Regions from separate parts of the Homo sapiens genome. Here region 1 is linked to region 2. The links are chromatin contacts, found by Hi-C in ENCODE. All regions are on one chromosome and are shown on one strand. Each heading gives the region's core, a stretch centred on a gene start or an enhancer-like site at or near the end of the contact. The rest is flanking DNA. Distances are from core to core; before and after follow the strand shown.

What was found. A loop is a pair of places that touch in the nucleus more often than their neighbours do. Pooled maps may share reads with other maps.
Region 1: a loop to region 2 is called in a pooled map, with 2.9 times the contacts of the local background. The contact joins two enhancer-like sites. A Hi-C loop is called at or near these places in 3 of 168 maps with a recorded cell type or tissue (gastrocnemius medialis and heart left ventricle) and 3 of 50 pooled maps.

The regions. Positions count from the first base shown.
Region 1 is chr4:124,014,876-124,021,393 of GRCh38, forward strand. No RefSeq gene overlaps it. Among named protein-coding and RNA genes, the nearest start is that of LINC01091, 370 kb to the left of the region's middle. Within about 2 kb of position 4,021, at least 14 of the 41 ENCODE cell types and tissues checked have a DNase peak (open chromatin) inside an H3K27ac peak, as active enhancers do.
Region 2 is chr4:123,408,902-123,416,003 of GRCh38, forward strand. No RefSeq gene overlaps it. Among named protein-coding and RNA genes, the nearest start is that of SPRY1, 16 kb to the left of the region's middle. Within about 2 kb of position 3,935, at least 2 of the 41 ENCODE cell types and tissues checked have a DNase peak (open chromatin) inside an H3K27ac peak, as active enhancers do.

The sequences.
Region 1 (6,518 bases), core at 2,771-5,270, 610 kb after region 2:
AATTAGTCTGAGGATCTAGGATCAGGCCCATCAGGCATCAGGAGGCAGTGGGAGAGTTGAGAGGATTAAGCTTCTTCCAGCTCCTCTTTGTTTTCTTCATTCTTAATCAGCAAACTAACTTGAGCATAAAGGAAAAATGATTTTGGCAATATGGTGAACTCACCTCTCTGGCCATAAGTAGAAAAAAGTATACAAAAAGAAAGCTATGCATATCCAGCAGTTTTTGCTCAGTTTTTACATTAACTAGCTTAGATCAGCATTCATGTGATATTTAAATTTCCTTCTGGAAGCAACAATAAGTAGCAAATTTATTCATTCACAAATTTTTCTATTTTCTCATTCATTTAACAAATATATTTAGCACACCTACTATGTATTAGAGATGTACTGCTAGTGGGAATACAGTAGAAATACAATGATTAATTAACAAGAAGACATAATATGTGCCTTCATTTAGTCAGTAAAACCAGACTAACACAGTAAAATAAGTGTCCTTACCATTTCACTCTTAAGTATAATATTTTATGCCAGTTTTTGATAACTACTCATTGAAAGTTAAATGAACTTGTTGGGCTAGCTTGGTAAATGTTATGATTTTTATTATTTTCTATAGAGAAAATATTTTCTAATTTATTTTGGAGCTATCTGTGCAGTGGTTTCTCTAGAGTTGTACATAAATGTTTCACTATAAAATGAACTAATATGTAAAATACTACTCTATATCATAATAAACATAGAAATACTGTGAAAAAAAAACAGAAAATTGACCTGCTAAAAGTCTTTTTCATGTTAGCTTACTATGGGTCTGTGATGAGGAATAAATACTACATTTTACTGTCATTTCAGCATCCATTGATAAGTTTTGTTTTCCATGAATCTAACCATTCTTACATATTATTATCAGTTGTTGCTTAGTGTGTTAAAACTCATTAATGTTCTCCTGCCAGATAGATTGTGTCTTGTGACATTCTAAAGACATAAATTGATAGATTGGTTGATGCCTTGACTTTGACCATATCAGGGTGTGGTGGCAGCCCTCTTGCTCTAGGTACATGAATCCCCATGTGGATTTCCCCCAGCTATTGAGTGGAGGTAAGGATGTATGGACAGGTGAACCTGAGTTTGCATTGCACAAGCAGGAAACAAGATGACTGTGCGATGACCCTTTCAATTGAGAAATAGAAAAAGGTTTATCCTGGAGATAAAACAGGTTCAGAGAATTTTACTGCTCTGCAGAGATTTTTCCTGTTTTTATTTTTTTAAAAAAACACTTAATCCATAACAGTAGCCTAGATAATATTGCTACTTTTCTCTCTGGCCTTATGCTGAGAATCTTCATGGTGGTTCTCCCACTCTACTTTGAAATCTTTCTTTTCTTGAAGTTGACACTGTGGCTGGATGTTTCACATTTGTTGATGTTGGTAGAGAAATCATTATATTATGGAACCAACAGTCCCATGGCCTTCACCCATTTCCAGCCTCTGCTTGTTTGCATTTGGATTTTCCTTACAGGACTGAAATAGAAAAAATTATGATGCTCTCTCTCTCTTGAAGTTTCTGTTGATCAGAAGATCTTTATTCCAGGTGTTGTTTTTTTAATTATTAATTTGATTCCATTTGATTCATAACTTCCATAAATTTCACTAAAAATCCCTTCCTGTTTTCTAACACTAATATTATTTTACTCTTATTTTTCTATTTTCACTTGATACTAGGAGTAAACTTAGGTAAACTTGGGCTCCGTCGTTCACCTTGGACTCTTTCTTATTTTTATTTTTACTTTCTTTGGCCCTTAAGTGCAGAGAGGTAAGTTAATCACACTCATCATTTCAAGGCCAGCTATCATCATTTTCCATGCAAGGCCTTTTAGATTTTATTTTTTGGTATTATTGATATGTGAGTGTTGTTTTCTCCTTTATGCAAATGCCTGCTCCCATTTTATGCCACACTGCTGGCACCCACCAGAGTTGTTTTTTTTCTTTTCTTTTTTCATTTATTTTCATAATTCATTAACCTCTGGCTTGCATTTCTCACTTTCCTAAGGTTAGATCTTAGGGAAGAGGCCATACTATTTTGTCATTTTGTCAGAAACAGAAGGTGAGAAAAACAGATGTATCAACATAAATAGCTACGTAGCTTAAGTTTGAGCCCAAGGTTGCTATAGTGCTGTGTCCCCAGTGAAGTAGTTTACTCAAAAGTGTGTCTCCAGACATGCTGAAGAAAATTTTATTCCTTATTAGACTGATATTTATTTGATATGTGCTGAAGAAGGATCTAGAAAACAAATTTTAATAACTTTGATCTAGCTTCTGAAAGAGAACATTCAAAGGAATTACAGCGTGATGATTCTTAGGAAACAACATTGTCCAAGCCTCTCACCATTCTGAATGTCCCCGTAGGACAGAAGCTGTTTGGAAGCCTCATTGACGTTTGTGATTTTAGACACTCTGTGCTTTCCAAAAAAATGTATACAGCAGACGCGATTTGACATGAACTTAAAACTCACACATGGTGTTGGCACTGTGGCTTTATAAGCTCACGGGTATCCAGGGACAATTACATGAAGGATATTTACTACAACTCTATTCTTAATGAGCCAAGCAGGCTAACTACTCAGTGCTTCACATGAGGCATTACATTATGAAAGACTACAGCAGCAATTTACTAAACAGTACATTAGAGACCTAAGTTCGTGCATCTCTCTAGTGACTAATTTGCTACTCCAAAATAAATGAAACTCCACCCGTACCAGGCAAATACTACATGTGTGGGGCCCTGAAATGACTTGTTTGATTCTGCTATCTACAGAGCTAGAGAATTATTCATTAATATGTATTTGTTAGCTTTGGTTAGAAATGTAAAAATAAAACTGAAAATTTTATTAACAACTGTGATAAGGTATTTTAGAATTTCTGTTTGAAATAAAGACTATTTCCCTAGCTATACATGATCTTTATTCCAATAGAATTTCTAGAAACTTTGTGTTTTTTTTTCTGGATTGGGTTGAAAAATGAGTTTATTTAAATGTTATATTATGAATTCACAAGTTTTATAAGCATATCAATTATATATAATGACCTTAGATATCAGGCAGAAAAACAACTCTATCCCCAGAACTGTAACACGCTTTCCTTCTCAGTAATGGGATTACTTTTCTTATCATTTTGTGGCACTTTCACAGTAACAACAAAGTAACAACACAGTAACAACAAAGATCTCATTTGAGTACATTAATAAGCAAAATCATTGGTCTGAATCATTATAGTTAGTTCACCTTTGAGATTTCTTAGTTCCCTTCCCTTCCTTTCCCTTCCCTTCCCTTCCCTTCCCTTCCCTTCCCTTCCCTCCCCTCCCCTCCCCTCCCCTCCCCTTCCCTTCCCTTCCCTTCCCTTCCCTCCCCTCCCCTCCCCTCCCCTCCCCTCCCCTCCCCTTCCCTTCCCTCCCCTCCCCTCCCCTCCCCTTCCCTTCCCTTCCCTTCCCTTCCCTCCCTTCCCCTCCCCTCCCCTCCACTCCCCTCCCCTCTCCTCTCTTCCCCTCCCCTTTCCTTCCCTTCTCTTCCTTCTTTACTTCCCTTACGTCTTTCCTTCCCTCTTTCGTTTCTTACCTCTTCCCTTCCCTTTCCTTTTTTTCCCTTCCCTCTTTCCTTTCCATTTCCTTCCCTGTTTTCTTCCTTTTTTTTTCTGTTTTCTTCCTGTGCATTTTTTCCTTCTTCCTCCCTCCCTCCTTTCCTTTCTTCCTCCTTCCCTTCCTCTTTCCCTTTCTTCCTTTATTCTTTCCCTATTTCTTCTTTTCCTTTCTTTCTGTTTTTTTCTTAAAGAAAAAGGTCCCAAGCCAAGCCGGATCTGCCATGATGCAGGTTCTGGCATTGGCATCCCCACTGCCCTCATTGTATTGCTTAGGGAAAGGCTGACATTCTTCCAGATCTGGATATGCCTGGGGTTCCAGTTACTGGAGGCTGGAGCTCCTGGGCCAAAGGGCATTCTGGAGTTTGGAACCAAATCAGCAGTTCACGGAATGGCCTGAGCCTGGTGGTGACCTCACAGTTTCAGAGAGAAACTGGGAGGAACTGTGCTGTCAACAACAGGAAGTTGATGAAAAATGAAAGAAGCCCTTGGGGAGTGAAATGAAGAGCAGATGGCTTTAATTGTTAGCCTTGCTGTGACAACTGACAAGAGAAATTCTGCTCTCTTGACATTTAAAAGATACCAGAAATACCAGTGACCACATTCCATAGCTTCTTGAAGGTTTCCATGTCAAGGAGTTCAAACTCCTCTCTATTTTCATTATTGAACAGTCCATAAAAACTGCAGGTGATAAGATCCCTGATGGGTTAGCACTCTAAGAGTTTGATAAGGCACTGAGTGCACGCAGTATAAGGGAGTGGGAAGTCACGGTGAAGGGAGGCGCTTATGCAGGGAAGTTCTGAGTGATTTATAATCTAGGCTGCTGCAAGGAAAACAAGCTCAGGTGGAAATCAAGAGCTGTCTCTATAAGCTCAGTGGATTTTCTTTTATTCCTGTGACTATAGAAATCCAGTTTATTGTCATATTGTGGAATAGTCCTTTGTTAAAAAAAAAGATTTCTATGAAACCTTTAAAGAAATGAAGTAAAAGAGAAATGAATGTTAACACAGAGATATGCTGCCTTATTTGCACAGTCAACTCATTTGTAAGAATTAGAATCCTGAACTATAGAAGGTGGCAAATGCAGATCCTGTGTATGGAGCATCTTAAGGAACCAGAAAAAAACACATACACGCTTCATGCTGAGAGGTGGATACTCTGTTATTACATCAATATGTAATTATTCGGTTGAATGTTTCTGATGCATTCTAAGTATTAACCAAATCTTTTTCTTCTCTGGTGATATAAAACAGAAACATTTCCCCATGACTGAAATCTTAATTAGGGCTACTAAATTAAGACTTAAATGTGAAAGATGAGTTTTGTTCTTTAGCCAGATCCTATGGCATCTCTATGACAATTACCACTACGTTTTCTAGTTTTTCATTGTGACTCTCATATAGAAATCTCCTAGCTCCCTCACCCCTGGGTGAGATAATGCTGAATATGTTCTGCACTGGCTCCCCACAGAGCTCCCCGGCAGGACTGACTGAGCTCCAGTTACCCACACTGATAACTTGCTTGAAAATTAATCCTTCATTGGCTTCCCTCTCTCCCACTACTCAATTCCCTATTACTCCAGTTGTATTTATTCATCTCACCTTTTGCTTGAAATGAAATCTTTGAGTTGGCTTCTGGAAGAACCTAACATAAAACCCCTTTCCTGATGTACACACCCATTCCATGCAGTGCTTTTATACTGTGTTCCTGCATGGAGTTCTCATCACACCCTATTTTAAGCATTTGTTTATTTGCTCTCATTTTTCATTACACTATGTACTTTTTGAAGTTAAGAAATGTGATTTAACTCTCCATATTTGGATCCAAACAATGGATGGCATCCAGATGGTGCTTATAAATGTTGTTGAAGGGGTGAACATTTTTCTGTCTCTGTTGTCCTTCTGACCCACTCAGTCACAGGTTTTGGCATTTCTTTCATTTCTCCTGCCCAAGCTTTCCTCTCCTCTCACCATTACCCTGGCTCAGGCCCTTACCATTTTGTGAATAAACTACTGTAATAGTTTCCTACTCGCCGTCCTAGACTCCAATCTCAGGTGTCTATTTACACCAGACTCCAAACCACAGGACAACTAACCCTCCAAAAATACCAGTTTCATTTTCTCTCTCCCTTCCTTAAAATGTCCAGCATACACACACACACACACACACACACACAAAATATATATGTATACATATACATATATATGTATTTTTATTTTAGTCTAATCTGCATTTTATCATAGTCTAGCATTTTGTTAACATTTTTATCCATAGTGTTTTCTTTGTAGCTAGACAAAAGTTACATATTGCAGATGAGGTATATTATTGCGGTAAATGTCAGAGGCCCGAGACACAGACTGCCTGTTTAATCCTAGGTTTACCCTGTGTTGAGTTGAGTGATGGCCCTCAAAAGACAGAAGGTCGTAATCTCTGGAAACCAGTGAGTTACCTTATAAAGTTTTCACAGAGGTGATTAAATGAAGGCTGTTGAGATGAGGGGATTATTCTGGATTATCCTATCAGGTGCTTTTATAGGCTGAATTGCGTTCCCCCAGATTCATATGGTAAAATCCTAATCTTCGTCCTTCAGATTATGACTGTATTGGGACAGAAGGCCTTTAAGAAGATAACTAAGTTTAAATGAGGCTGTTGGGTTGGCACCTAACCTAATATAACTAGTGTCCTCATAAGAAGAGAAGATTAGCACACATAAAGAGACACCAGGGATGGGTTTAGGCAGAGGAAAGATCTTGTGAGGATACAGCAAGAAGACAGCCTTCTGCAAGCCAAGAAGAGAGGCCTCAGAAGAAACCAAACCTTTCCACATCTTGAGCTTGGACTTCCAGCCTCCAGAACTGAGAAAATAAATGTCAGTTGTCTAAACTACCAAGTTTG
Region 2 (7,102 bases), core at 2,685-5,184:
GCGGGGTGTGAATGAGAGAACTATGGTCCATGGGGAATCTATGGGACTTTGCGGTTATTTGTATGTGGATTTCAGTTGGAGGAAAGAATTGATACTGAGCTTTTGGATTTAGGCAAATGGGAAAATGACAGTTCCATTAAATGAGTGGGATTTGTTTGGGGTATGTGGGGTAGGAAATGTTATTAGTTCTATTGGGATAAACAGATAATTATGAAAAAAAGTCTAGAGTTTAAGAGAGGTTAGTGACGGCCCATCATTCACATACAAGTGATAGGAGGTCCACAGTGTAGATCCCAAAGGAAAACAATGGAATTAAAAGCAGGCTAGAGACAAACCTTGAGGAACATACCTACATTTAGGGAGCAGAGAGAGGATATAGAGCCAATCAGTAAGAGAGATGGTCGAAGAAGCATAGGCACCAAGAGATTGGTATGTTTTAGAATCTAAAGGAGAAGACTTCTAAGGTGGAAATTAGTAATCGAATGTCAAAAGCTGCAGAAACTCCCAACTAAATTTAGTGAGTGGTATTTAGGTGAAGTTGTAATGAAAACCAGATTGCATGGGATTAGGAAATGAGTGGGAAGTAAGGATATGCAGGGTAACAGTTTCAGGCTGTTCACTCTAGACATTTTGAGATGATGGGAAAGTAACTAGAGGCAGGTAAACAGCTGAGAGTATTTTTAGAATAACAGAAACTTGAGCCTTTTTGCAGAAAGACAGCATGGGCAGTTGAAAGGGAGAAGAGGGAAGAGCGGGAGGGTCACAATCCTGGAAGAGGGAGGAGGAGATGGAAGAGAAAACACAAAGGGGAACTTTAACCTTGGCAAGACAGTTCTTCTCCCAGAGTAAAGGAAAAAATAAGAGGGAAGAAACAGATGTAATAGAATTTTAAGAGAGAGGAGGAAATTGTCAAAACACAGCCTGTTTTTGGTAAATAGAAGGATGGTCTTCTACTGATAGTTAAGACACATGACAGACCCAAATTGGTTCTTGAGGGCAGAGGTCTAGAATGGCTAGAGATGGGGACTGCTCATGGCTCAGTCAACAGACCAAAGCAGGTGAAGTGAAGAATAGTGAGAGCTCAAGCTCACATGAGACAGGGAATGTTTTAGGAGCCAATTTTCAGATTTTATCTAGATATTGTCTGCAGCTGGTTGTGGGGAGCAATTAAGGCAGAGAATAACTATTACCTGGGGCCAGTAAGAAATGGTGAATTTCACAGAGCTCAGGGATTTTAGGGCAGTAGCCTGAGTGTTTGCTAAAATGGCTAGCCAGAAAAAACTGTATCTCAACGAGGGTGAGATACAGGTTTACTGAGAGCAAGGCAATAGGAAAACTGAGGACAGCTGAGGACATAGGAGCAGTTCCAAGTCAAGACCCTAGAAGGTGGGCCTTTTTGTTTTGGGACAGGGTCTCGCTGTTTTGCCAGGGCTGGAGTGCTGTGGTGCAGTCATAGCTCACTGCAACCTCAAACTCCTGGGCTCAAATGACCCTCTCACCTCAACCTCCTGAGTAGCTGGGACAACAGGCATGCAGCACGACACCCAGCTAATTAAAAAAAACAAAAAAACAAAACTTTTTTTTTTTTTTTTTTTAGAGACAGGGCGTCATGATGTTGCCCAGGCTGGTCCCAATCCTCCTGCCTCAGCTTCCCAAAGTGCTGGGATTACAGGCATAAACCGCTACACCTGGCCAGGCAGGCCATTTTTAAATGCTGAGGAAACCTGGAGTTTCTCTGTGCTAACAGGTAGCTCAGGTGATAAGAGTTAGAGATATATGGAACTAAGGATGAAGATAAGGAGAAAATGGAGGCCAATGTGTTAGAAGAGTTGTTAATTTAGGTATTAAAATATTGGAAGTTGGCTGGGCGGTGGTCTGTAATCCCAACACTTTGGGAACATCTCTTGAGCTCAGGAGTTTGAGACCAGCCTGGGCAAATTGGAAGGCCCCTAAAAGAAATTCATCATTTCTTTCTTTTTTTTTTTTTTTGAAATGGAGCCTTGCTCCGTTGCCCATGCTGGAGTGCAGTGGTGCGATCTCAGCCCACTGCAGCCTCCAGGGTTCAAGAGATTCTCCTGCCTTAGCCTCCTGAGTAGCTGGGATTACAGGTGCCCACCACCATGCCTGGGTAACTTTTGTATTTCTGGTAGAGACAGAGTTTCACCATGTTGGCCAGGCTGGTCTTGAACTCCTGACCTCAGATGATCCACCTGCTTCAGCCTCCCAAAGTGTTGGGATTACAGGCGTGAGCCACCGCGCCTGGCCAGAAATTCATTATTTCTTATTGGCCGCAGGTAACACTTATTCTCTGCCTTAATTGCCCCCCACAATGAGCTGCAGGGAATGTCAAGATACATGTGAAAATAAATGTCTACATAAAATGTGAAAAACAGCCAGGTGCAGTGGCTCACGCCTGTAATCCCAGCACTTTGGGAGGCTGAGGTGGGTGGATCACGAGGTCAGGAGTTCAAGACCAGCCTGGCCAACATGGTGAAACCCCCGTCTCTACTAAAAATACAAAAATTAGCTGAGCATGATGGTGGGTGCCTGTAATCCCAGCTACTTGGGAGGCTGAGGCAGAGAATTGCTTGAACCTGGGAGGCAGAGGTTGCAGTGAGCCGAGATCGTGCTACTGCACTCCACCGTGGGCGACAGAGTGAGACTCTGTCTTCCAAAAAAAAAAAAAAAAATAGTGAAAAACGTTCATTGGCCAAAACATCTACAAAAAATTAGCCAGGCCTGGGGGCTTGTGCCTATAGTCCCTGCTACTCAGGAGGCTGAGGTGGGAGGATCCCTTTGAGCCCAGGAGGTTGAGGCTGTGGTGAGCCATGTTCCCACAACTGCACTCCAGCCCAAGTGACAGAGCAAGACCCTGTCTCAGAAAGAAAAAAAAAATGCTAGAATGATAGGTGGAGAAAAAAATATCTAGAAGCTGTTTATGTTTGGGAGGAATATTTTTAGGTGCTCTAACTTATTTCTAAACTAATGGATTACAAGAGCTGATAAAAATGTAGGATTTCTTAATAAGGATAATTTTAATAAGAAATGAACTAGTGGAGTAGAATTTATTGTAACGGATGTGCTCCATTTATAGCACAAACGATCTGTTAACAAAATCTGTTACTGAATAAAGAAAATATCTACATGAAATAGATTGACCTGTCAATTCAGTCAAAATAATACACACAGCCAAAAGACCTTCTGCTTTCCACATTCCCTTCTTTCAGCTTTTGTGCACTTCAGAGGCACTTGAGGAAGCAAAGAGATTCAGTCCAAGATCTTAGTCTTGCCTGCTTCACAGAGTTTGCACGTTGCAGATTTGCAGTGGAAGCTGTGAGTAAATTTGATTCCCTCACAGAAGTACATTTTATTCTTCTGGGCCACCCAGAATCTGTCTATTACTCTAAATGTAGAGAGGCCTATCTTTATAAAGAAAACTGTTGGTGTCAGAGTTATTTACAGAGCATGTGAAACTTTAACTTGTCACTTTGTGGTTTGTAAACCTGTTCTTTGAATTGCCTATAATTTCCCCTTTGTGTCTGCCTTTTTAGGTTTTACCCTTTAGTACCAGAAACAATTCAATTAGGGAAGACAAAAAAGGATGAAACCAACATTTATCGGTTTTAACATTTTGCTATCTAGTACCTGGAATCGTGATTATACAACAGAGGAAGAGCTCAGTAAATATTTGTTGTTGATCAACTTTGTAGATTTATTAAAAGCTTCAGAATAAGGAAAAATGCTGAGATTAATGTTTGCAGGGTCTTTTGATACCATTTCTAATGTCTACAATATTGGCAATTTTTGAGAGAAAATAAGAACTTGGCTTTGTCAACTATGCATTCATCAATTTAACAACTGTATCTTTGAATAGTAATTCGTAACTTTTTAGCAATGTGAATGATGCTATCACTGGCGGTAAATGGGGCCATGGAAACACTCTGGGAGGAGGCAGCCAAATCTGTCTTTGTAAATCAGAGAAGCCTTCATAAAAAAAGCCTTGAAAGATGAGTAGTAATGAGTCAAGTAGACAAGGGAGAGAAAAGCATTTTGGAAAAGTCCAAAGGCATGTTAAGTGGGAATGATCATGGCATGATGAGAACATTGCAAGTAATTTAGTATGTTTGGAGTGTAAGATGCCTGTGGGGAAAAGAGGAGCCAGTCATGGAAAGTGGAAATGTCATGTTTAAAAGTTTAGGCTCTATCCTGTGGGTGATAGTCATTGACAGATGATAATAAGGAGAATGGCATGAACAGATTAGAGTTTCAGAAGGATACTTAGGCAACACTGCATGCTGCTGATGGACTGGGGGGCAAGAGGGAGACCAGCTGGATAAATAATATAGGAGCCAAGGTGATTAATGTGACAGGGACAGTAGAGGCTGAAAGGAGGTTGTGAGCTTGATCTGATTGGTTGTAGAAGGTGGGGGAGGAGAAGTCTTGGCCATTTGGTACCGGGTTAACTCATCTCTGGTAATGGAAGGCAGAGACATTTGTGTAAATGAAATATAGAAGGAGATCAAAATTTTCCCCACTCAACATTCTACTAATTGTGCAGATTTAAGAGTCTCTCCCCGCCCCCAACCCCCCAACCCCCATCTCTCCTGGAATGGTTAATGAGTAATGAAGTGGACAGAAGGCAGGAAGCAAGAAGACAGGAAAGAAGCAAAGGCTTTGTAAATCAAACAGAAACTAAATTTTTCATTCTTTCACCTCAGCCTCCCAGAGTTCACTGTATACAGCTTCACTGTATACACTTTTCAGTGACTTATGTATCTGAACTTTGTTGTCAGAAACACCCAAGTTCCAGAACTTTAAAATTCACCAAGCTTGGTGGGGCACAGTGGCTCACACCTGTAATCCCAGCACTTTGGGAGGCCGAGGTGGGCAGATCATTTGAGGTCAGGAGTTCAGGACCAGCCTGGCCAACATGGTGAAACCCTGTCTCTACCAAAAATACAAAAATTAGCTGGGCATGGATCCCAGCTACTCAGGAGGTTGAGGTGGGAGGATCGCTTGAACCCAGGAGGTGGAGGTTGCAGTAAGCTGAGATGGCACCACTGCACTCCAGTCTGTGAGACAGAGTGAGACTCTATCTCAAAAAAATAAAATTCACCAATTCAGCCTTTTTCTCTTTAACTGCTAAAACATTTCTTCCACTACTCCCCTACTCCACCCTCCTAATCCAGTCATTACATTTTGAATCATTGAAGTATCCTGAAAAACAATGTTTGCAGGCCGGGCGCGGCAGCTCACGCCTGTAATCCCAGCACTTTGGGAGGCCGAGGTGGGCGGATCACGAGGTCAGGAAATCGAGACCATCCTGGCTAACACAGTGAAACCCCCTCCCAACTAAAAATTAAAAAATTAGCCAGGCGTGGTGGCGGGCGCCTGTAGTCCCAGCTGAGGCAGGCGAATGGCATGAACCCAGGAGGCGGAGCTTGGAGTGAGCCGAGATCTCGCCACTGCACTCCAGCCTGGGCGACAGAGCGAGATTCTGCCTCAAAAAAAAAAAAAAGAAAAGAAAAAAAATGTTTGCAACATAAAGAGTCTTGGTTTTCCTTATTCCCTGTATTTTTCTCTGCCTGCTGGTGGTGGTGATGATGATAGAGAAAGGAAGGAAGGTGATTGGGCAATATGTAATCCCTGTAATCCCAGCGCTTTGGGAGGCCGAGGCGGGCGGATCACCTGAGGTCAGGAGTTCGAGACCAGCCTGGCTAACACGGTGAAACCCCGTCTCTACTAAAAATATAAAAAATTAGCTGGGTGTAGTGGCGGGCGCCTGTAGTCCCAGCTACTCGGGAGGCTGAAGCAGGAGAATGACGTTAAGCCGGGAGGCGGAGCTTGCAGTGAGCCGAGATCATGCCACTGCACTCCAGCCTGGGCCACAGAGCGAGACTCCGTCTCAAAACAACAACAACAACAACAAAGCCAGGCGTGGTGGCTCACACCTGTAATCCCAGCTACTTGGGAGGCTGAGGCAGGAGAATCGCTTGAACCTGTGAGGTGGAGGTTGCAGTGAGTCGAGATCACGCCATTGCACTCCAGCTTGCGCAGCAAGAACAAAACTCCGTCTCAAAATAATAATAATAAAATAAAGTAAATTGAACCCGAGAAAGGTGAAATGACATGCTCAAGGATAAGCATCTAGTAGGAAATAGAACCAACTGAATGAGAAAAAGACATGAACAATACTTTTAAAGGCCTGTACTGTTTTCATTATGTGGACCTTGTTTGTACTTGAAGTTTGGGAGTTTAATTTACAATTCCTGAAGAGAATATAGCATAAAGATAGGCAGATCCAATAAAACCTGAATTCTTACAGAAGCAACACAGAAGAAGGGCAAAATAGTTTGGGTTTGGAATTGGTCATTTTTTTTCTTTATTTTGAGACAGAGTTTTGCTCTTGTTGCCCAGGCTGGAGTGCAATGGCGCGATCTCGGCTCACCGCAACCTCCACCTCCCGGGTTGAAGCGATTCTCCTTCCTCAGCCTTCCCAAGTAGCTGGGATTATAGGAATGCGCCACCAAGCCTGGCTAATTTTGTATTTTTAGTAGAGATGGGGTTTCTCCGTGTGGGTCAGGCTGGTCTCAAACTCCTGACCTCACGTGATCCGCCCACTTCGGCCTCCCAAAGTGCTGGGATTACAGGTGTGAGCACCGCGCCCGGCTATTTTTTTTTTTCTTTTAATTTGAAATACTTGTAAATAATAGTATTGGAATTTAAATTTTTTTCTATTTTATAGGTGGTATATACGAGGCACATGTAGAGACTTGGGAAAAAAAATTTTTTAAGGTGATCTTTATAAAATAGCAAAACTTGAATTTGAGGAACCTGGCATTGCTTGATTTCCAAAGTTTGGTAAAAAAAAAAAGTCAAGTGTGAGAGTCCAAAATTACTTCACACTCTATGTAAATAATGGGATATGGTACCCTGTGGTCCCTTAATTTCTTAAATAAAAATTTTAATGAGGGAGAAAGGATCTCTTAATCCTTAGGGAAAATATGCTTTGTGTGGATTGTAAAATCTGGCAAATTTTGGAAAGAAGAAAAGCAGGCAGTACTCTTGGAAAAAAATAGTCTGCTTGAACTTGCCTTTTTTG